Linked DNA regions of Homo sapiens: regions 1, 2, 3, 4 and 5 are each linked to region 6. A link is a contact called in ENCODE Hi-C or POLR2A ChIA-PET data. All regions are on one chromosome and are shown on one strand. Each heading gives the region's core, a stretch centred on a gene start or an enhancer-like site at or near the end of the contact. The rest is flanking DNA. Distances are from core to core; before and after follow the strand shown.

Evidence for each region. A loop is a pair of places that touch in the nucleus more often than their neighbours do. ChIA-PET counts read pairs that join two places held with the same protein, here RNA polymerase II (POLR2A). Pooled maps may share reads with other maps.
Region 1: a loop to region 6 is called in a pooled map, with 9 times the contacts of the local background. The contact joins the promoter of RSL1D1 here to the promoter of LITAF in region 6. A Hi-C loop is called at or near these places in 1 of 37 single-sample maps with no recorded cell type and 8 of 50 pooled maps. POLR2A ChIA-PET finds 5 or more read pairs at or near these places in 4 of 52 experiments (GM10248, HCT116, HepG2 and 1 more).
Region 2: a pooled map shows a loop between it and region 6 (4-fold over the local background). The contact joins the enhancer-like site here to the promoter of LITAF in region 6. A Hi-C loop is called at or near these places in 5 of 37 single-sample maps with no recorded cell type and 8 of 50 pooled maps. POLR2A ChIA-PET finds 5 or more read pairs at or near these places in 2 of 52 experiments (GM12878 and H1).
Region 3: a loop to region 6 is called in a map of naive thymus-derived CD4-positive, alpha-beta T cell, with 2.2 times the contacts of the local background. The contact joins the promoter of SOCS1 here to the promoter of LITAF in region 6. A Hi-C loop is called at or near these places in 2 of 168 maps with a recorded cell type or tissue (CD8-positive, alpha-beta T cell and naive thymus-derived CD4-positive, alpha-beta T cell), 8 of 37 single-sample maps with no recorded cell type and 11 of 50 pooled maps. POLR2A ChIA-PET finds 5 or more read pairs at or near these places in 10 of 52 experiments (AG04449, HepG2, PC-9 and 7 more).
Region 4: a loop to region 6 is called in a map with no recorded cell type, with 4 times the contacts of the local background. The contact joins the enhancer-like site here to the promoter of LITAF in region 6. A Hi-C loop is called at or near these places in 3 of 37 single-sample maps with no recorded cell type and 4 of 50 pooled maps. POLR2A ChIA-PET finds 5 or more read pairs at or near these places in 1 of 52 experiments (PC-9).
Region 5: a pooled map shows a loop between it and region 6 (7-fold over the local background). The contact joins the enhancer-like site here to the promoter of LITAF in region 6. A Hi-C loop is called at or near these places in 1 of 37 single-sample maps with no recorded cell type and 6 of 50 pooled maps. POLR2A ChIA-PET finds 5 or more read pairs at or near these places in 1 of 52 experiments (activated CD4-positive, alpha-beta T cell).

Annotation. Positions count from the first base shown.
Region 1 is chr16:11,850,072-11,853,533 of GRCh38, forward strand. RSL1D1 (ribosomal L1 domain containing 1) reads right to left here and starts at 1,471. Exons shown (of 9, transcript NM_015659.3): 1 at 1,337-1,471; 2 at 208-347. The coding sequence starts at 1,441. RefSeq lists enhancers at 633-1,832, 1,605-2,139, 2,140-2,673 and a silencer at 1,401-1,587.
Region 2 is chr16:11,326,319-11,329,905 of GRCh38, forward strand. The region is part of intron 1 of LOC105371082 (a long non-coding RNA gene); the gene reads left to right. Among named protein-coding and RNA genes, the nearest start is that of RMI2, 17 kb to the right of the region's middle. RefSeq lists enhancers at 1,028-1,087, 1,178-1,247, 1,308-1,367, 2,258-2,307, 2,366-3,145. Within about 2 kb of position 2,338, at least 20 of the 41 ENCODE cell types and tissues checked have a DNase peak (open chromatin) inside an H3K27ac peak, as active enhancers do; they include GM12878, where a contact is called at or near this core.
Region 3 is chr16:11,254,247-11,257,560 of GRCh38, forward strand. SOCS1 (suppressor of cytokine signaling 1) reads right to left here and starts at 1,958. Exons shown (of 2, transcript NM_003745.2): 1 at 1,833-1,958; 2 at 171-1,282. The coding sequence starts at 1,232. The coding sequence ends at 597. The region is part of intron 1 of LOC105371082 (a long non-coding RNA gene); the gene reads left to right. RefSeq lists silencers at 604-693, 1,104-1,253, 1,264-1,313, 1,414-2,153, 2,404-2,603.
Region 4 is chr16:11,077,059-11,080,298 of GRCh38, forward strand. The region is part of intron 19 of CLEC16A (C-type lectin domain containing 16A); the gene reads left to right. Among named protein-coding and RNA genes, the nearest start is that of CLEC16A, 130 kb to the left of the region's middle. Within about 2 kb of position 1,638, at least 20 of the 41 ENCODE cell types and tissues checked have a DNase peak (open chromatin) inside an H3K27ac peak, as active enhancers do.
Region 5 is chr16:11,222,291-11,225,609 of GRCh38, forward strand. LOC107984859 (a long non-coding RNA gene) reads left to right here. Exons shown (of 4, transcript XR_007064984.1): 3 at 1,811-1,834; 4 at 1,932-2,674. Among named protein-coding and RNA genes, the nearest start is that of SOCS1, 32 kb to the right of the region's middle. RefSeq lists enhancers at 2,165-2,214, 2,695-2,774, 3,205-3,319. Within about 2 kb of position 2,026, at least 20 of the 41 ENCODE cell types and tissues checked have a DNase peak (open chromatin) inside an H3K27ac peak, as active enhancers do.
Region 6 is chr16:11,585,598-11,588,957 of GRCh38, forward strand. It overlaps LITAF (lipopolysaccharide induced TNF factor), which reads right to left and starts at 1,322. Exons shown (of 4, transcript NM_001136472.2): 1 at 1,289-1,322. RefSeq lists an enhancer at 76-185 and silencers at 1,086-1,165, 1,196-1,675.

The sequences.
Region 1 (3,462 bases), core at 221-2,720, 260 kb after region 6:
CCACCTCGGCCTCCCAAAGTGCTGGGATTACAGGTGTGAGCCACCACATCAAGCCTCTATGGTTCTTTTGGACATAGTTGTTTTACTTCACGTCAGATTTTTATTATAAGTTTGCAAAGTTTCCATTAGTAACCATGATGCAATTGTTCGAGTTACAAAGAATAAACACACAGATAAAAACAGCAAAGGTAGAAAATCACAACTTACAATCTGACCCTCAGTTCTTTACTTGGAATTTTCCATAATACCACCATTAAAAATAAACTTTCATTCTCATTCAAAAGCAACCCATAATTGTTTTTCCTGGACTTGCAATGCGTCAAGAGAGCGTCCACTGCCTTTCTAACCTGCAAAGTGGAAATTAGACAAATAAGTGAAATGTTTTCACAATAACTTACACAAATAAATGAAATGTTCTCAATCTAATTTAGCATTTGCCCCCTCCCACACCTTCTATTTTTTCCCTTCCAACTTCTATTTCAAGGGGTAACCTCCATAACCGTATCTATTAGGATCCTGCAGTTTATATTCACAGAAATCTAAGAATCCATCAAACATGCCTAAGTACCCACTTCCAGTACTGTGTGCAGAAGGGCACCTCTTCTACTTAAAGAGATTGGGCTAGAGGGAAACGTGCCCCTCCTGCCCTCAATGATGAAAGCAGTAATCCCAGGAAAAACGCAAAGCAAAATGCATTTAGCATTTACTGAGAACTCCTGGCAATTCTCCTGCCTCAGCTTCCCGAGTAGCTGAGATTACAGGCGCCCGCCACCACGCCCACCTAATTTTTGTATTTTTAGTAGAGACGGGGTTTCACCATGTTGGCCAGGCTGGTATCGAACTCCTGACCTCAGGTGATCCACCCGCCTCGGCCTCCAAAAGTGCTGGGATTACAGGCGTGAGCCACCGCGCCCGGCCTACTGAGCACCTTCTTACCATGTACCAGGCCAAAGCGCTTTACACTCATTACCTCTCCCGATCCTGGATAACGGGGAGCCGAAGGGCCCACTTTAAATAACGGGTAACAGACCTGCAAAACTAAGCGATTCGGTCAAGCGCTAATGATAGGGAAGCTAAGCCAGGTCGCCAGGTCTATCTCATCTAGCTCCACAGCACACTTGCAACCCAATTCACTAGCGCCAGGCCGCAGGACCAGGGAAAGCAGGCGCCCACCCACGTGTGTAAAGGGGAGAGACAGCTGAGGCACACGGCCCGCCAGCGACCGTCCCACAGCCCCGGGGAAGTCCGCCGAGCACGCACTCGGGTTCCGGCACCCTGCGCCTCACGAGGTAACCGCCACACTGCTTCCAAGCCACCCTCCCCAGGAACCACTCACCTGTTCTTTATCCAGCTGCTTCCGTGCTGTCGGGGCCGCTGGAGTCGAGGTGGAGGTTCCAGTAGCGGCTGCAGAAGACAGCGAGGCCGAGGCCGAATCCTCCATCTTGTTTCCACCTCGTGAAGAGGCGCGTGTGCAACCCCACTGCTGGCTTCTGGTGCGCACGCGCGAGCAAGCCCGGCCCCGGAAGCGAGGGGGCGGGAACCGAGCCTCTGTGCGTCATTTCCGGGAGAGCGTGGGGTTTCGCTCTCCGGGGCAGTGGCTGCTGTCAGAATCCCTTCTTTGAGGAGGCACCTGCTCTTCCGCTTTTCTCCAGCTTTCCATGAGCTGTGGGGAGTAGCTTGGGTGTCCTCTCACTCTTACTAGATAGAAATCAAGAAAGCGCCTTGAGGCGAGAGAAGAGTCCCGTCAGGAGGCCCAGTGGGGTCCTCCACACTCCACGGTCCCCGCCTCCGGGAAGGCCGCGCGTGGCATGGGCAGAGCGCGGAATCCTGGCTCCACTGCCCACCTGCCCGTTGACTTTAGGCGACGCCAACCCCAGGCTGGTGAGGAGTCCCTGAAATATAAGGCACGGGAGCCACCCGGAGCCACCCGACCTGCCACGTTAAGCAGCATGAGGGACCGAAAGATGAGTCTGGGCCAGTCTCTTAGGAGCTTCTGGTCTCGCAGAGAGGCGGGAGGTAAGATCCTGTACAAATAAGCGTGGCTGGTCGTGCGCGTGGCTGGCGTCTGGAATCCCAGCGCTCTGGGAGGCCGAGGCGGAGGGATTCCAGGAGTTGGAGACCAGTCCGTGCATATACGAGACTCCGTCTCTCCAAAAATTATAAACATTAGCCGGCGTGGTGGTGCGCGCCTGTAGTCCCGGCTACTTGGGAGGCGGAGGATGGAGGATCTTGAGGAATTCGAGGCTCGGTGAGTTCTGATCCGCGCCACTGCACTCCAGCGTAGGCAGTAGAGTGAGACCTTGTCGCTAAACAAACAGGTTAGGAGTGGAGGCTGGATAACTGACAAATGGAATACCTTAGAACAGGGGAGTCCAATCTTTTGGCTTCCGTGGGCCACACTGGAAGAAGAATTGCCTGGGCCCATATATAAAACTAATACTAATGATAGCCGACGAGCTTTAAAAAAAAAATCTAAAAAAAATCTCGTAATGCTTTAAGGAAGTTTACGAATTCGTGTTGGGCTGTATTCAAAGCCTGGCCTCCAGGGCCGCACGCGGCCCTTGGGTAGGACAGGTTTGCTTTGTAATGTCTTCCTCCCACTCCACCCGCCTCCCCAGAGGTACCCTTACCAGTGTCTCCTGGAACCTTCCAGAGATGTTCTAGGCATGTTTAGGAGATACTTCTCCTTTCTCTTGTTGGATGGGTTTAATTAATTTTTTTCCTTTTTTTTTTTTTTTTTTTTGTAATGGAGTCTCGCTCTGTCGCACAGGCTGGAGTGCAGTGGCACGATCTGGGCTCACTGTATCCTTCGCTTCCCGGGTTCAAGCAGTTCTCTGCCTCAGCCTCCCGAGTAACTAGGATTACAGGCACGCGCCACAACGCCCGGCTAATTTTTGTATTTTTAGTAAAGATGGGGTTTCACCATCCTGGCCAGGCTGGTCTTGAACTCCTGGACTTCATGATCCACCTGCCTCGGCCTCCCAAAGTGCTAGGATTATAGGCGTGAACCACCACGGCCAATTTTTTTTTAAAGAGGGAGTCTTGCCCTGACGCCCAGGCTGGAGTGCAGTGATCTTGTCTCACTGCAGTCTCTCCCTTTCGGGTTCAAGCAGTTCTCCTGTCTCAGCCTCCCGAGTAGCTGAAACTACAGGCGGACGCCACCATGCCCGGCTACTTTTTTTTTTTTTTTTGAGACAGAGTTTCGCTCTTGTTGCCCAGGCTGGAGTGCAATGGCGAGATCTCAGCCCACCGCAACCTCCGCCTCCTGAGCTCAAGCTATTCTCCTGCCTCAGCCTCCCCAGTAGCTGAGATTACGGGTATGCACCACCATGCCTGGCTAATTTTTTTTTTTTTTTTTTTTGAGACGGAGTCTTGCTCTGTCGCCCAGGCTGGAGTGCAGTGGCGCGATCTTGGCTCACTGCAAGCTTCGCCTCCTGGGTTCACGCCATTCTCCTGCCTCAG
Region 2 (3,587 bases), core at 1,088-3,587, 260 kb before region 6:
GGGGCAGGGATGATTGCGTGCTTGTGGCCGTTCCTCTGTCCAGTGGGTAGACACTGGGAGGCTCTGGAGACTTGGCCATGAAGGAGACAGCCCTCCCGGTGGGCCAGAGCCTTTTCCCTTTCCATATAGCCATATGCGATAGTAAAGAGCGGTTGCTTCTCCAGGCTTTAAAAAATTTTTTATTTTATATTTTATTTTTTGAGACAGGGTCTTGCTGTGTTGCCCAGGTGGAGTGCAGTGGTGCAATCACCACTTACTGCAGCTTCAACCTCTCAGGCTCAAGTGATCCTCCCACCTCAGCCTCCAGAGTAGCTGGGACCACAGGTGTGCACCACCACACCTGGCTAATTTTTTAATTTTTTCTAGAAACAGGGTTTCCCTGTGTTGCCCAGGCTGGTCTCGAATTCCTGAGCTCAAGTAATCCTCCCACCTCAGCCTCCCAAAGTGCTGGGATTACAGGCGTGGGCCCCCGTGCCCAGTCCCTCATGCCATTTCTGTGCCACTAGGAAGTAACACTGGCTAACCAGGTTGACATTTCTCTTGTTCCCAGAGTGAAACGAATGAGTGCTTCTTCTTTAATCCTGCAACTACCCCACATGGTCAGCACTTATATTTTCACTCTTACTTGGCAGATGAAGAAATTGAGTCCTGTTAAGGAACGTGCTTAGGATCACATGCTAGGAGGTGGTCGTGCTGGAATTCAAATCCAGGCAGGTGCTAGCTTGAGAGCCACTGCTCTATAAAGCCCTTCTCAGGCCTCCACTCAGGCCAAGGGAGGAGGAAGGGCCCTCAGGCAGGAGCAGCGTGAGCAAAGGTCTGGAGCTGGGACTGAGCATGGCATGTCAGGAGAGAGAGACAAGAGCTCTGTGGCCATGGGGAGCAGCGTGAGGTCAAAATGGAGAGGCAAGAGGAGGGAGGGGTGTGGAGGTCCCTGAATGCCAGCATGAACGCTCCGGGCCTTCTGTGGGGTGGGCGGCACGGGAGAAAGGGAGTCTAGCCAGCTCCGGCTGGGTGCCCTGGCTCAAACCATCCTTGCCTCAGGCAAGGACACCTGCATGGACCCAGTCGCTCAAGTCCCAAACCAAGTCCATCCTTGAGTTCTGTCTTTGTCTCCCCTCATCGGGCCGTGGGGAGTAGAGTGAAACCGCAGCTGCAGCCTCCTGGCTAGTCTCTCCACTCCTCTGCCCCCACAGCCCAGTCTCCACGCGGCGGCCAGGGGCGTCTACTGAAAACGAAAATCAGGTCATGTCTCTCTCTTTCTCTTTCTCTCTCTCTTTTTTTTTTTTTGAGATGGAATCTCCCTCTGTTGCGCAGGCTGGAGTGCAACCACCTCCCGGGCTCAAGTGATTCTCCTGCCCCAGCCTCTCAAGTAGATGGGTTTATAGGCCACCCACTACCACGCCCGGCTAATTTTTGTATTTTTGGTAGAGACGGGGTTTTGACATGTTGGCCAGGCTGGTTTCCTGACCTCAAGTGATCCTCCCACTTTGGCATCCTAAAGTGCTGAGATTACAGATGTGAGCCACTGTGCCCAGCCTCCTCTCTCTGTCTCTCCCCACCCCTCCCCTCAAAAATGCGCATTCCTGGTACATTTAAAGCAAAATCCAAATTCCTTTAAGTGGCCTGTGAGTCTCTACCTGATCTTGCCTCACCGACCTCTTGACTGCATCACTGACTGCTCCCCCATCACTGCGCACCCATACTGGCCTTTCTGTTCCTCATACACACAGGGTCGCTCCCGCTGCAGGGCCTTAGCATTCGCCATTCCCTCTGGTGGGAGTGGCCCTTCCCCAGCCCACCAGCCCCTTCTGTCATTCAGGTCTCAGCTGAGGGAGCCTGTGCAGATAAGCCCCTCTCCCCACCCCTCCTGGTTTATTTTCTTCATCTGCATGTGCTTAGCACCCGAAATTGTCTCTTGCTCTCTCCCCATCCTTCACCAGATTATAAACTCCATAAAAGCAGGGTCTTTTGTTGGTTTTGTTCACCGCTGCATCCCAGGCATTCAGTGAGCACTTGTTGAGTGAAGAAATCAGACTCAGTCTTCCCCTCTGTAAAATGGGACCACATCAAACCTCCTGGCAGGGTAGTGGTGTGGCTCAGAGGTAACGTTTGTACACAGTTGGACTTCTTCCCTACTGGCCCAAGGACTTACCTGGCCACCCCTCCTGGAACCCAGCCTCCTCCAGCTCCCCCAAGCCCTCTGCCTTGGGAGCGGACACCTTAGCAGAAGGGCCGTCCTCCAGACCCTTTGCAGCCAGGCCTCTCTGCTCACAGATCCCTGAGGACATCCGGAGGTTGGTGCCCAGAGCCTAGCCCCAGGCTCATGCAAATTCTGTCTTCCAGTTCAGCAGCTGTGGCCTCCTTCACTCGGCCTTTTAAAAGAAATTCTTGGGCTGACTCACACTTCCTTTGTCTCCAGCTGGGTTCACTCAAGTGTCGCTGTTTTGCAAGGCTGAGGTTTGAGTCCCTCAGAAGCAATCTCTGATGCAGGGGCGCTGTGTGCTTCATTGAACTTCGAATGAAGGTCAGGCCCCCCAGAAAACCTCATACCAGGACAGTTGGGAAACTACCCCTCACTGGTGGTCAGGGCATTCTGGGTTGGAGAAACTGCTTTGGGGCTTTGGCAGGTGTTCATTTTGTCCATCCCCCTGCCTCCCACCTAACCCCATCCCAAACTCACTCAAAAAAATGCCCCTACTGCCCTGGGGGGTGCATTTCAACGTCTCATGTACCCCGCTTTTCCTTCCTTCCCTGTGAAATCAGGCGTTTGGATTCAGCGCACTGCTCAGAAGGTTTGTTTCTTTCTGTGCAAACACGTGGAGTGATGCTCTGTCTCGATTTTCTAGAACACTTCCACTTTCACAGAATTGCGGTTATTTTGAGAAAAAGGGTCTGTTACAGGTACAACAATATACTGGTACTGGTCTGCATTTCTTGTTTCTGTCCCTGGAAGAGTTTTTATGTAAATAAAGTCACACTGCTCCAGGGGAAAGGAATTCCTGAGGAATTCCCTGGAGAGAAAGGGATGAGTGATATTTAACCCATTTTCTCCCGTCTCCAGTAGAAAGAACTGGAGCTTTGGAGGCAGGCTGATTTCAGGGTCAACCTCTTCCTGGCTGTGAGGCATTGAGTAAGTTACTTAACCTCTCAAAGGGCCTGAATTTCTTGGGGGTAGATTTAGGGCACAGTTATCCCTGGATACTATTTTTGAGGGGGGAGTCGAACCTTTTTTATTTACTTATTTTTTTTAGAGACAGGGTCTTGCTCTGTCATCCAAGCTGCAGTGCAGTGGCATGATCACAGCTCACTGCAGCCTCGACTTCCTAGGCTCAAGTGATCCTACCACCTCAGCCTCCCAAGTAGCTGGGACTACAGGCACACAACACCATGCCCAGCTAATTTTTTAATTTTTTGTAGAGACGGGGGTCTCCCTGTTACCCAGCCTGGTCTTGAACTCCTGGGCTCAAGCGATCCTCCCGCTTTGGCCTCCCAAAATGTTGGGATTATAGGCGTGAGCCTGGCCTGGAACCTATTTTTAATAAATGGAAGTGAAATTCACGTAACATAAAATTAACTAATTTGAAATG
Region 3 (3,314 bases), core at 708-3,207, 330 kb before region 6:
CTCCCTGGAGAGTTGTGGGTGGAACCGTGAGGGATGCCCAGCCACAGGGCAGGCCCCGTACACCACCTGCAGCCCAGCAGGTCAGCCTTAGGACCCTCTCCCCTGGACCTGTTCAGAACCAAGTTAAACTTTTGGCCAAAGCACACTCGCTAGAAAACTTATTTTTTTTTAAAAAAAAAACTTTCATAATAAAGTTTATTACCTAAACTGACTTTAAAAAATATAAAATAGGATTCTGCACAGCAGAAAAATAAAGCCAGAGACCCTCCCCCAACCCCTGGTTTGTGCAAAGATACTGGGTATATGTAAACATGAAGAGGTAGGAGGTGCGAGTTCAGGTCCTGGCTCCAGATACAGTTAAGCTGCTACAACAACCAGGGGGACCCAGAGGGAGCACCAGGAGGGGGAGGACCCCCTCAAGAGGTGAGAAGGGGTCTGCGGCCTCGTCTCCAGCCGAGGGCGGGAGGCGCCTCGCCCCTACACCCATCCGCTCCCTCCAACCCAGGCCGGGGAGGGTACCCACATGGTTCCAGGCAAGTAATAACAAAATAACACGGCATCCCAGTTAATGCTGCGTGCACGGCGGGCGCTGCCGGTCAAATCTGGAAGGGGAAGGAGCTCAGGTAGTCGCGGAGGACGGGGTTGAGGGGGATGCGAGCCAGGTTCTCGCGGCCCACGGTGGCCACGATGCGCTGGCGGCACAGCTCCTGCAGCGGCCGCACGCGGCGCTGGCGCAGCGGGGCCCCCAGCATGCGGCGCGGCGCCGCCACGTAGTGCTCCAGCAGCTCGAAGAGGCAGTCGAAGCTCTCGCGGCTGCCATCCAGGTGAAAGCGGCCGGCCTGAAAGTGCACGCGGATGCTCGTGGGTCCCGAGGCCATCTTCACGCTAAGGGCGAAAAAGCAGTTCCGCTGGCGGCTGTCGCGCACCAGGAAGGTGCCCACGGGCTCGGCGCGCAGCCGCTCGTGCGCCCCGTGCACGCTCAGGGGCCCCCAGTAGAATCCGCAGGCGTCCAGGAGCGCGCTGGCGCGCGTGATGCGCCGGTAATCGGCGTGCGAACGGAATGTGCGGAAGTGCGTGTCGCCGGGGGCCGGGGCCGGGACCGCGGGGCACGGCCGCGGGCGCGCGGGGGCCGCGGGCGAGGAGGAGGAAGAGGAGGAAGGTTCTGGCCGCCGTCGGGGCTCTGCTGCTGTGGAGACTGCATTGTCGGCTGCCACCTGGTTGTGTGCTACCATCCTACAGAAGGGGCCAGCCGGAGGGGTGGGCCATAGCGTCCGGGGGTGCGCTGCGGGAGAGACAAAGAGGTGAGCTGGGGCGCTGCGGGGCCGGGCAGGTGTGCGCCGGCCGGACAACTCCGGAGGGCGGCGCTCCCGGCGGACCCGGCCCTAGGGGGCGAGCACGGAGCACCAAGTCCGCGCGGATCCGTTCAGCCTCAGTGGACACAGCTAGAAAATGGGCTCTGTACTCCGCGGAGCTCTTCCCGGCGGGTGGGGGCTCGGTGGAGGCGGAGTCCGGCCTCCGGGCAGCACCGAGAGGGGGGCGTGGAGAGCAGCCGGTTCTGGCTCCAGCCGTCCGGCCCCGGCTCGCCGCCCCGCGCCCGCCGCCTGCTGGCCAGGCTGGGATCCGCGCCTGGTCTGGGCGATTTGGGCTAGGGCCGGAGAAAGGCTGTGCTGCGGGAGCCCCGCGCGCGGGGGGCGGCCTGGGTGGGGCCGGCGAGGGTCAGGGGCATCGCGGCCGCGACCCCATTCTGCAGCCCCCGAGGCTCGCCCGACTCCTGGCTGCCCTGGACTCCCCTCCCTCCTCCCTCCCGCCTCCTCGCCCAGGGCCCGGCTCACCTGGCGGCGGGGCGCGGGACGCCGCGGGCGGGACGGCGGGGGGCTCCGGGGCGCTCCGGGGCGGCTCTCGCGCATGCTCCGGGGCCAGGAGCCGTGCAGCTGCCACGGCCGCAGCTCGCTCTGTTCGGCGCCCGCCCCTGCGCCAGTCTTTTAAACCGGCTCGGAGGCGGGGCTGGCGACGGCGGGAGGCCCCGCCCCCTGCCGGCCCCGCCCCCAGCTCCACTTTTGGTTTCTCTTTCCGCGGTGGCGTCCGGCGAGGACCGCTTCGGCCCTGTTTCCCTCTCTTCTGGACCCTCCCGCGGGGCCCTCTGCCCGCCTGTTCGCACCTGCCCCAGCACCCGCCTCTCGAGGGGCTCTGGCCCCGACCCTGCGCCTTCCGGCCACTTCTCGGACCCCTCCTTCGGACTTGGCGACCCCGATTTTGCCCCGCTACCTCGGGTTCCACTTTCTGCCGCCAGGCCCTCTTGGGACGCGCCCTGACACACCCTCCTCCGCCCCAGCTGTCTCCACACCCGCCGGGGGCAGAGCCCTGTCCTCTCCTCCCCTGCAGCCAGATCCCCCTAGGAGGCCACAGAAGGTGTCCCCAACCCTGAGCCTGACCCCACCCGTAGACCCCCTCCTAGCCCCTGCTCCACCCGCCGTCGACGCCCTCAGTCGCCCGCCCTGCTGTCCCGAAGCCCCGGCCGGCCGCGGTCTCTGGTCTTGGCTCGGGCTTCCCGGGAAGCGGCGGCCTGACCACAGGCTTCAGAGGAACCCCTGGCGGCGCGGGCGCCTCCACCCCGGCCCAGTTCCTCGGAAACTGGGCGGGGCCGGGCAAGGTCCCTGGTGGCCTCGACTGCCCTCCCTGCGCTCCCACTACCCGGCTGCGGAAGAAACTGAGGCTGGGGAGGGGCTGGGATTTGCAATGGCTTGCAGATTGGGAGCTCTGGACCTGGATCTCGCCTTCCCCGTCTTCATTTTGGGGAGAGGTGCAGCTGGACGACATCAAATTGGAGCCCAGTGAAAAAATGGTGCATTCTCAGACGTGATGAATCCCCAAACCTGGTTTCCTAGCCCTCCTCTCCCCCGACCCCTTCCTCATAGATTTCCCCCTCCTACTGCTCCGTCAGGCATCTGCCCTTCAAAGACTGCCTTCCCACCACACACACGGCCGGGGCTTGGGATGGTGGGCGGTCGGTGGTCGGGGCTGTAATTTGCACACGTGTTTGTGATTTAGTGATTCCGATTGTCGTGCGAGGCCATGGAGTAGGTGCCTGGCTGCTCCGTGTATTTTTGAATGAAGGCATGTGAGGAGCCCCAGCATCACAAGGGGCCACATAAAAACCTGGCTAGGCTGGGCACTTGGTTACTGGCCTCACACTGGGACACACTGCCCTCTACAGACAGCTCTCAGACGGCTTCTCTCCTGGAAGCCCTGGTGCCCAGTCCCTTCCCGCCTCCCTGGCCCCACGATACCTCTTTCCCCAGGCAGAGCCTAGGTCC
Region 4 (3,240 bases), core at 388-2,887, 510 kb before region 6:
GCAGGGCCGGGCACAGTGGCTTAGGCCTGTAATCCCAGGACTTTGGGAGGCTGAGGCGGGAGGATCACTTGAGCCTAGGAGTTCAAGACCAGCCGAGGCAACATGGAGAGACCTTTTCTCTACTAAAAAGGTCGGGCGTGGTGGCTCATTCCTGTAATCCCAGCACTTTGGGAGGCTGAGGCGAGCGGATTGCCTGAAGTCAGGAGTTGGAGACCAATCTGATTGACATGGTGAAACCCTGTCTCTCCTAAAAATACAAAAAAATTAGCCGGATGTGGTGGCATGCGCCTGTAATCCCAGTTACACCGGAGACTGAGGCAGGGGAATTGCTTGAACCAGGGAGGTGGAGGTTACAGTGAGCCAAGATTGTGCCACTGCACTCCAGCCTGGGTGACAGAGTGAGACTCTGTCTCAAAAAAAAAAAAAAAAAAGAAAGAAAAGAAAAAACATTAGCCAGGCGTAGTGGCGTGTGCCTGTAGTTTCAGCTACTTGGGAGGTTGAGGCGGGAGGATCACTTGAAACCTGGGGAGATTGAGGCTGTAGTGAGCTGTGATCGAGCCACTGCACTTCAGCCTAGGGGACAACGTGAGACCCTGTCAAAAACAAAAAGAGCAAAATCCTGATTTAAGACTTAAGAACTCTGGTGGAGGGTGTGAGGGGTCTCTGTATTGCTGGTGACCAGCACAATGCGTGGTGCTGCAGGCGGCCTGGACAGATTTTTCAAATGAATGTCAAATGTTGTTCATACTTCTAAACTTTTAAGAAATGTACAGAATATGGCTAGGCGCGGTGGCTCATGCCGGTAATCCCAGCACTTTGGGAGGCTGAGGCAGGCGGATCACTTGAGGCTAGGAGTTATGACTAGCCTGGCCAACATGGTGAAACTCCATCTCTACAAAAAAAAACGTGTGTGTGTGTGTGTGTGTGTGTGTGTGTGTGTGTGTGTGTGTGTTTAGAGAAATGTACAGAATACTGAGCTTGGGACATGTAAAAGCATAAATTTTCATTTTTACTTTGACCTGCCTGAAAATAGAAGTGAAAATGTGTTTGCCACAGGGGAACCGCTCTAGGGGCATCTGATTTGCTCCTAGGCCAGGCCAGGACAGAGCTGTGACCAAGCGTGAGGGTGGGTGGTGCGAAGGCCCTGTGGTTTCTGGCCCAGCAGGACTTTGAAAACAATCTGTACCCAGACCTCACTCCAGAAGGTTCTGAGTCACTGGCTCCGGGGTGGGGCCCTGACATCTATATTTTCAAATGCTCCCTAAAGGATTCCATTGCATAGCCAGTGTTGAGAACCATGGGATTAGACAGAGTGAGGAATGTTCTGGAACTCAGCACTCAGTGTCTGCTTTGCTGCTTTCCATGAATTCTAGTTCCCTCTAGGAACTCTCCTTGCCCACCTGCTAATCAGCCAGAGGCCATCAGGAAGGCTGGCTTTGGTAGCATGGTACAGCAGTCACATCTCTCTAAGTTCCAAAGTCAGTTTCTCAGGTGGAAACCACCTGCCGTCCCAGTCACCCTCACAGATCCCTCATGGGTGAATGACATTTCTCAATGAGGAGTGGGTCCGGCACAGCCAGTCTGAACTGCAGGGCTGCAGTAGACCCCGTCGTTGAGCAGGTTTTAGAGGAAGAGGTTGGCCATGTCAGATGAAATCCTGGTTTCTTTACCAGGGAGAATCATGCTGGGCACTTTGAGGGGCGCTCAAGGGATAGGCAGGAAGAGCCAAGCCCATGAGGGAGGCAGATTCCCATCTGCCCCTAAGGTTCCCTCATGGGTCTGGCAGCCCGAGAGGCCTGTGGTATTTAAGCTGTTTACGCTTCTCTCCCTCTCCTCTCCACTTTCCTGCATCCGTGTAGTTGAGTTTGTGGAAGTTAAGCTTGCATACAGTGTGCCTCTACCTGACTTGAAGACAAATCACTTGCCCTCTCGAGCCTTGGGCACCTGTCTTGAGAGGAAGGGCCTGCGTAATAGGTTGGGCCTCCTGGATGCTCCCCAGCCCTGCAGCCCTGCAGCCCCACACACAGCTACATGTGTGCTCAGAAGGTAGCTGAACCCATTCTGTGCTTGGCCTTGTGTATAATCACTTGCATGGGCTAGGCAGGAGATTCCCTTGCAGAACTTGAAACTCCCTGCAGCACTGAAACTCCAGCCATCCCTATCTCTTGTGGTTGTTCTGAACCAGTGCCAGTCTTGGAAATGGCCTGTTTTGTTTCAGGCAGTCATAAAAATGCCTTAGGAGTAGAGACTGTCCAGGCCAGAGTCAGCCAGCCAGACCATGGAGGCTCAGAAGTTGTTGGGGCTGAGCTGGCCTCCCCCAGTCCTCACAACTTTTTAGTCATTTGCTAATAATTAAGAGCCAAAAGTTCTCATCCCATCTTCCCTCCAGCCTTTGGACTGACTGGGATGCCACCATTTTTTATACAAGGTTCAAGGTGAGATAGACTTTCTTTCCTTTTCCTTCCAAATTCTCATGTAGAAAAGCCGCATGCAACTTCCTGGTTTTTCAACTTGGCACATCCACATTATCTTTTTGCATTTATCTTTTTTTTACTACCTATACCCTGGCCTTTGAATTTTATAATACACTTTGCATTTTTCTAAATGCAGTTGGGGTTTTCCAGAGCTGTGCAAAGCCAGGAAATATGCATGTCATTTAAATGACTCCGGTTAACCTTTAGCCTTTAACTGGTTTCTCATAAAACTCGACTCTCTCCCAGCTATGGTTTGCATTCTTCAGAGCAGCAAAACTGATGAACATCTACAGCTTTCACTGTTCCCTGCTGGGCCCCCTTCCCTTTGCTGCCTCCAGTCTGATGAGCCATGCTGGCAGACTCTGGGAAATGTGAGTCCCAAGCAGTGTCTAGCAGAAGGTTCCAGACTAGATTGATGCAGCCCCTGTTGCCACTTCCTGAGGTCTCCCAGGGCCCCTGGCTTCAGCGGCTTCCCTTCCTATCATGGCATCTTGTTCCTATCATAGCACAGTAACCATAATAGATCCCATCTGTTTCCCACCAGAAACACAAGATCCAGACTGCAGATTGCACACTTGACTGTAGACAGGGACTCTGAGTGTTTCCTCACCCACTCCCGTGCGCGTCCATCCATCATTTGCTGAATGGTAGGCACTGTGCTAGCCACCAGAAACACAAGGACAGGACAGAGCCCTCCTCCCTTCAGGCATCTAGCACAGTGATGCACTTCAGCAGGTGGGTGCAGGTGCTCTGCTGGAAACTGCAG
Region 5 (3,319 bases), core at 776-3,275, 360 kb before region 6:
TTGGTCTGAAACTCCTAGACTCAAGCGACCCTCCTGCCTTGGCCTCCCAAAGTGCTGGGATTACAGGCATGAGCCCCTGTACCCAGCCGATAAACACTTTTTGAAGTCCTTTTTTTTTTTTTTAAAGTAATGAATGGATTGTAGGAATCATGGTAATAAAAGACTGATTCATGCTACATAAAGTGGATGAACTTGAAAATATGTTGAGTGAAAGAAGTCAGACACAAAAGGCCACTTACTGTATGATTCCATTTATATGAAATGTCCAGAATAGGCAAATCCACAGAAGAAGAAAGTGGATTAGGGTTGGCCGGGCACGGTGGCTCACGCCTGTAATCCCAGCACTTTGGGAGGCCAAGGCGGGTGGATCACAAGGTCAGGAGATCGAGACCATCCTGGCTAACACGGTGAAACCCCGTCTCTACTAAAAAATACAAAAAATTAGCCGGGCGTGGTGACGGGCCCCTTTAGTCCCAGCTACTCGGGAGGCTGAGGCAGGAGAATGGCGTGAACCTGGGAGATGGAGCTTGCAGTGAGCTGAGACGGCGCCACTGCATTCCAGCCTGGGCGACAAAGCGAGAATCTGTCTCAAAAAAAGAAAGAGAGAGAGAGAGAGAAGGAAGGAAGGAAGGAAGGAAGGAATTAAGGAAGGAAGGAAAGAAGGAAGGAAGGAAGAAAGAAAGAAAGAAAGAAAGAAACAAAGAAAAGAAAGAAAGAAAGAAAAGAAAAAGAAAGAAAAGAAAGAAAGGAAAGAAAGAAAGAAAAAGAAAGAAAGAAAGAAAGGAAAGAAAAAGAAAGAAAGAGAAAAAGAAAGAAAGAAAGAAAGAAAGAAAGAAAGAAAGAAAGAAAGAAAGAAAGAAAGAAAGAAAGAAAGAAAGATAGATTAGGGTTTACCAGGGGCTGGGACAAGGGCGGTTGGGCGGGTGACTGCTATGAATATGGGGTTGTATTTTAGGGTGGGGAAAACATTCTGGAACTAGACTGATGGTTATATAACACTGTGAACGTACTAAATGCTACCTAACTGTACTTTAAATTGGTGATTTTTATGTGATGTGTATTTTACCACCTTTTTCTTTCTTTCTTTCTTTTTTGGAGACAGATTCTCACTCTGTCACCCAGACTTAAGTGCAGTGGCATGATCTCAGCTCACTGCAACCTCTGCCTCCCAGGTTCAAGCTATTTTCATGCCTCAGCCTCCCGAGTAGCTGGAATTACAGGTGTGTGCCACCACACCCAGCTAATTATTGTATTTTTAGTAGAGATGGGGTTTCACCACGTTGACTAGGCTGGTCTCAAACTCCTGACCTGAAGCAATTCTTCCACCTCAGCCTTGCGAAATTCTAGGATTACAGGCATGAGCCACTGTGCCTAGATGCCACCATTTGTTTTAAAGTAATTAATGGGGCTGGGTGCAGTGGCTCATGCCTGTAATCCCAGCACTTTGGGAGGCCGAAGCGGGCAGATCACCTGAGGTCAGGAGTTCGAGACCAGCCTGGCCAACATGGTGAAACCCCATCTCTACTAAAAATACAAAAATTAGCCAGGCGTGTTGGCATGCACCTGTAATTTCAGCTACTCGGGAGGCTGAGGCAGGAGAATGGTTTGAACCCTGGAGGTGGAGGTTGCAGTGAGCCAAGATGACGCCACTGCACTCCAGCCTGGGGGACAGGTGAGACTCCATCTCAGGAAAATAAATAAATAAAAATAAATAAATAAAGTAATTAATGGTAAAACAAAAAAAGTTGAACTTTGCTCTGAATCTTCACAGTATGCCTACATGTGGTGCCCTATTTTCTCTGTTTTGCAGGTGGGGAAGCTGAGGCCCAGAGAGGTGAGTGGCATGTCCGAAGCAGCCCAGCGCAGGGTGCGAGGTAGGCAGGGCTGGGCCCCCGGGCCTTCCCTGTGAACCATCTGCCCGCCGGTTGCAGGAGGCAGTTCCTGGAAAGCAAGCGGGCCGAGTTCCTCACAGAGATCAGAAGAGCAACAAGATCTCCAGGCCAGGGCAGAGGTCCCCGCCCTGGATGCTGGTGACACTTCCCCTGGGCGGGAGGGGCTGGGAGCATGCAGATCTCAGCCCTGAACAGCCTGTCCTCTCGCCTCGAGGTTCTTGGTAGGCTGGGAACAGCCTGTCCTGCTGAGCTTCCTGTCACCTCTCTAGCTGCCCACACGCCGCACAGCTGCCACCGCCGGCCCTGGCCCGGGAGAGGGGGGTCTCTGGGGATCTTAGCAGGCCATGGTGGGGGTGTCTTGGGGCCAGCCTGAACTGAAAGACCATCACAGCTTGCAAGCCACCTCCCTGCTCTGTTGCTGGCTCTCCTTGAAGACAAGTGTTTTTCAATTAACCAAAGCGGTGCATGGCAATGTGATAGGGGAATGAAACACAGCAACAGAATCAATGCCCCACGCTGGGCAATAGCCGACTTTCTGTTCGCTCCCATCCCTTCCTTCCCTCCCCGCCTCCTTCCCCTGCTCCTTCCATTCCACAAACATTTATTGAGCACCCGCTGTGTGCCAGCCACTGTTCTAGGCCCTGAAGACACAGAAGTGAACAAAAAAAAAGAGTCCCTGTGCACATCCTGGAGGGACTTTCCCCGTGTGTGTGTGTGTGTGTGTGTGTGTGTGTCTATACAGTGTATGGAGACAGTGGATAATAAAAGCTGTTTATGAGGCACTTTCTCTGAGCTGTTCCATGTGCTTCACTTATACTCATTCAGCTAATCCTCAGGACACCCCCGTGAAGTCAGTGATATTAGTCACAGAGGCCCAGAGAAGTGAAGTGACTTGCCCAAGGTCACACAGCCAGCAAGAGGCCAAGCCCGGATTGAACCCCAGCCGCCTGGCTCTGGAGCCTGCAGCATAACCACAGCAGGGAACTGCCACCGGAGACAGACATCGACAGCCACTAGGAGATGTTAACCAACAGGCTTGTCTTCACGGCACGGCCCCCGCTTCACCAGCTGCACTGTTTGATGAGCTTTGCAGGTCCCAGATCTTATAAGCTCATGGTGATTGATCCAAATGATGCAGAGGTCGGCCTAAAGTTAGAAGTGGGCCCCTCTCTGCCCCAAGACAGCCCTTCACCCCAATTCCATTCCCACAGTTTGGGCATCCACCCAGGCTGCCAAGCCAAGCGGGGGCTGCCCGGGTTAGCAGGGACCTGGCCATGGGCCTCCTCAGCTAGGGGCCGCCTCTCTGAGGAGTGGGTGCCCCGCCCCTCCGTGGGCCGCCTGGTTTCTCTTATTGGCAGCGTCTGTAGTCCCCTGGCTCTGTCACCCGCAGCTATTCTAGGCCTCTGGTTCCTTTCACTTTCTGCTCT
Region 6 (3,360 bases), core at 72-2,571:
GGCATCTGGGTTAGTCCTAAATAGGAAGTCCTAAAAAGAGTCACTCTGAGAAGGCAGGGGGTGAGAGGGCAGATGAAGCAGCCAAGCACACATTAAGGCAAATCATGGCTTTCCTAAAGAGGACCCCAAGCTGGGCTTCAGACAGTCTTTGAACCAGCACCAGTGCACCAGGCCAAGGGGAGGGAGGCATCCTCTTTGGGAAGACTGGTAGGAGCTTGGAAGACCCCGTGGCTTCCACAAACTGTAGATTTCCCAGTGACCACTGCTCAGTCCAACAGCCAGTGACATCAGCTCCACTGTCGGGAAGTAGAAAACCAGTGAAGGTCCAACTAGCCTGGTCCCTGAAGCATGACTGGCCCTTCCAGAACATACACCTTTCCCCTATCACCTCCTCTCCCTGACCCCGAAGAGCTTCGGGCACACCACCAACTGACCACCTATCCACAGTGACCTGCAAACCAGAGCGGGGAGGGTATTTGCCTAGCTTGGCAGGGAGGGGCGAGATCCACTTCTGCCACCAGTCACCAGCTGGTCCCACCAGCACCTACCCAGCACCGGCGGTGGACGGTGAGCGGCGTCTGGGCCCAGAGCTGGGTGCCATCAGCAGTAAGAGGACCCCTGCGCTCGCGGGGTGCCCGCCTTACCCCGCGGGGAGGGGTCAGGCCTAGGGGCCACGGCCCGCTTCGCTCTCTGATTTTCACCTCCCCAGGGTCTCCCAGGGGCCTCGGGTGTCCTTCCCGGATCTTGCGCGAAGTCGCGGGGGCAGGGAGAGAAACGCGGGTACCCGCGCCCCTAGAAGTCAAATGTTTGGCAAATAGCATTTGGGAATTCGTTGGGGTTTTTTTGTTTGTTTTGGTTTTGTTTCTGAACCCCCGGGGGATATTTCTGGAAATCTCAACCTGAGTCACTAGAGAGAATCGCGCCTTTTTCTAAAAAGCCCAGGGGCCGTCCTCTCCGGGGAGGGGGACGCGGCGGGCCGCGAAGGGCGCTCGTTCGGGTGGGGGCCGGACGACCCCGCCACGCGCGATCGGGCCACTCTGGGACGCAGGAGCTGAACCCAACCGGAGACGCGGCCGGGACCAGCGCTGGGAGGCCGGACCCCGCCCCGGCCGGGCCCCCACGCCCTCCGCCGCGCCTCGATGCCCGCGACCCGACCCGCGCCCCCTGGCATCCCAGGAGGCCCCAGCCAAGGGCTCAGTGCCCGGGGCCCCCAGCAGGTGCTGGCGCCACCGGCCCCCCGCTGTCTCCCGCTGGTCCCCGCGCCCCGGCGTCCCCGCGCCGCACTCACCGCCGCCCGCGCCGCCTGTCGAGCCGGGAGGTCTGAGCTGGCCTCTCGGGCGCCCCGAGAAAAGGGCCGGGCGGCGGGGACGGGGGCGGGGGCTGGACCCGCCGGGGCGGAGCGCGGCCGGCTTGGGCTTCCGGCTTCTCCCGCCCCCGCGGCCCGCACCTGGGCCCCAGGCGAGACCACCGCCGGTTCCCCGCCTCACTCTGATCGCCCCCAGGCTCCATCCCACACCCGGCTCGCTCGCCACCCCAGAGCTTCCCAGGCTTACCCCCGAGACGCCTGGCGCGGACCTGGTGTCTCCCCCACTCTCCTATCCTGCCCCTGCCTCTCGGTGCCAGCCCCACCCGTCCGCCCCCGACAGCCTGGCCCTCCCTCCTGATTTGCCGCTCGCGGCTCTCCCCACTTTCCCCCCTCCCCGCGCCGCTCCACCACTTCCAGGCGGCGGGACCACCAACCTCGACCCCGGACCCGCGCTGGGGCGCTCCCGGCCCTCTGGAGGGCGGCCCTTCTCTTCCTGTAACTCTACAGACGCGTCCGGACAGACCAAGACACTCTCTGTGCCTTCGGGCATGTTACCCATCCTCTCTGAGCTCGGCTTCCTGTCTGCAAAATGGGCACAATAGCGGTCCTGTCTCCTAAGACCGACTGGGAGTGAACTGGGAAGATGGTAAAGTTTTTAGCACAGGATAGGTATTAGGTAAGGCTTATCAGCTGCCTGTCCGCTTTGTGCCCCCAGGGTGGTCCGTGCCGCCAGGTAGGCCTTTCTCAGCCATCACTGAAAGCAAGCTCTGGAAATCAGTAGCCCCATTTCACATCCGCCCCTAAATGGGTGCCATCTGCCCGTCTGCTTGGAGCCCCATCGGCCGGCTGCAGTGATAACAGCAGCAGCCTGGATCCAGCAGGCTCTCTGGGAAATCATTAGAGGGAATTAAGAAGCATGCCTGGCTTTCAGAGTACACAGAGTCAGGAGATGGGCAGAACCATGATGTGGCCATCCACAAACAAACGCCATTTGGACAGGGAGCTTCCGAGCCCCATGCTGGCAAAGACCTGGATCTTAGAACCCTCCGGTGCCCAAATCCCATGCCTTTACCCGAGGTCCTAAAGATAGTGAGGCCCAGATAGGGAGTGTGGCTTGTCCCGGGTCCCTCAGCAAAGTGTCCCCAGCCCCAAGTTCTTGCCACCTTGCGCCATGTCCACTGACGGGCCACCCTCAGCCGTGGACGAGTTACCAAGTTGGAAGGGATTTCAAAGTTCTCCCAAGCATAGGAGGTTCCCATGTAGATGTTATTAGTGTGGGCAACATTTTACTGCTTTTAAAATATGAAGGGGGCGGGTGCAGTGGCTCTTGCCTATAGTCTCAGGACTTTGGGAGGCCATGGCCAGAGGATCTCTTGAGCCCAGGAGTTCAAGGCCAGGCTGGACAACATAGTGAGACTCCATCTCTATAAAAATTTTTTTAATTAAAAGAATAATAATAAAGCGGTGGAGTGGTGGCATGTGCCAGCTACTCAGGAGGCTGAGGTGGGAGGATTCCTTGACCTCCGGAGGTTGAGGCTGTAGTGAGCTATAATCGAGCCACTGCACTGTAGCAAGCAAGCAACAAAGAAAGAAAGAGGGAAAGAGGGAAAAGAGAAAGAAAAAAAAAAGAAAGAAAAAGAAGAAAGAAAGAGAAAGAAAGAAAGGGAAAAGAAAGAGAAGGAAAGAAGGAAGGGAGGGAGGGAGGGAGAAGAGAAGAACAGGAAATTGGATTACACCCAACCTCTGCCATTCCTCCATTCTCAGGATGCAACCAAGGCTTGCAAAGGTACCAATTATTATACTGACATTAAGACAGAATATCACAGACCATTGCTAGGGAGACATAACACCTAGGGAAAATCTCTCAGAGATAACGTTCAAGAAACATCCCTGTATGAATGCTTTTCTTCCTTCCTTCCTTTCTGTCTCTCCCTCCCTCCCAACCTTTTCTCCTTCCTTCCTTCCTTCCTTCCTCCCTTCCTCCTTTCCTCCCTTCCTCGCTTCCTCCCTTCCTTCCTGTAAAAAGCAGTAGTAAGCCTGAATTTTCTTCTGTC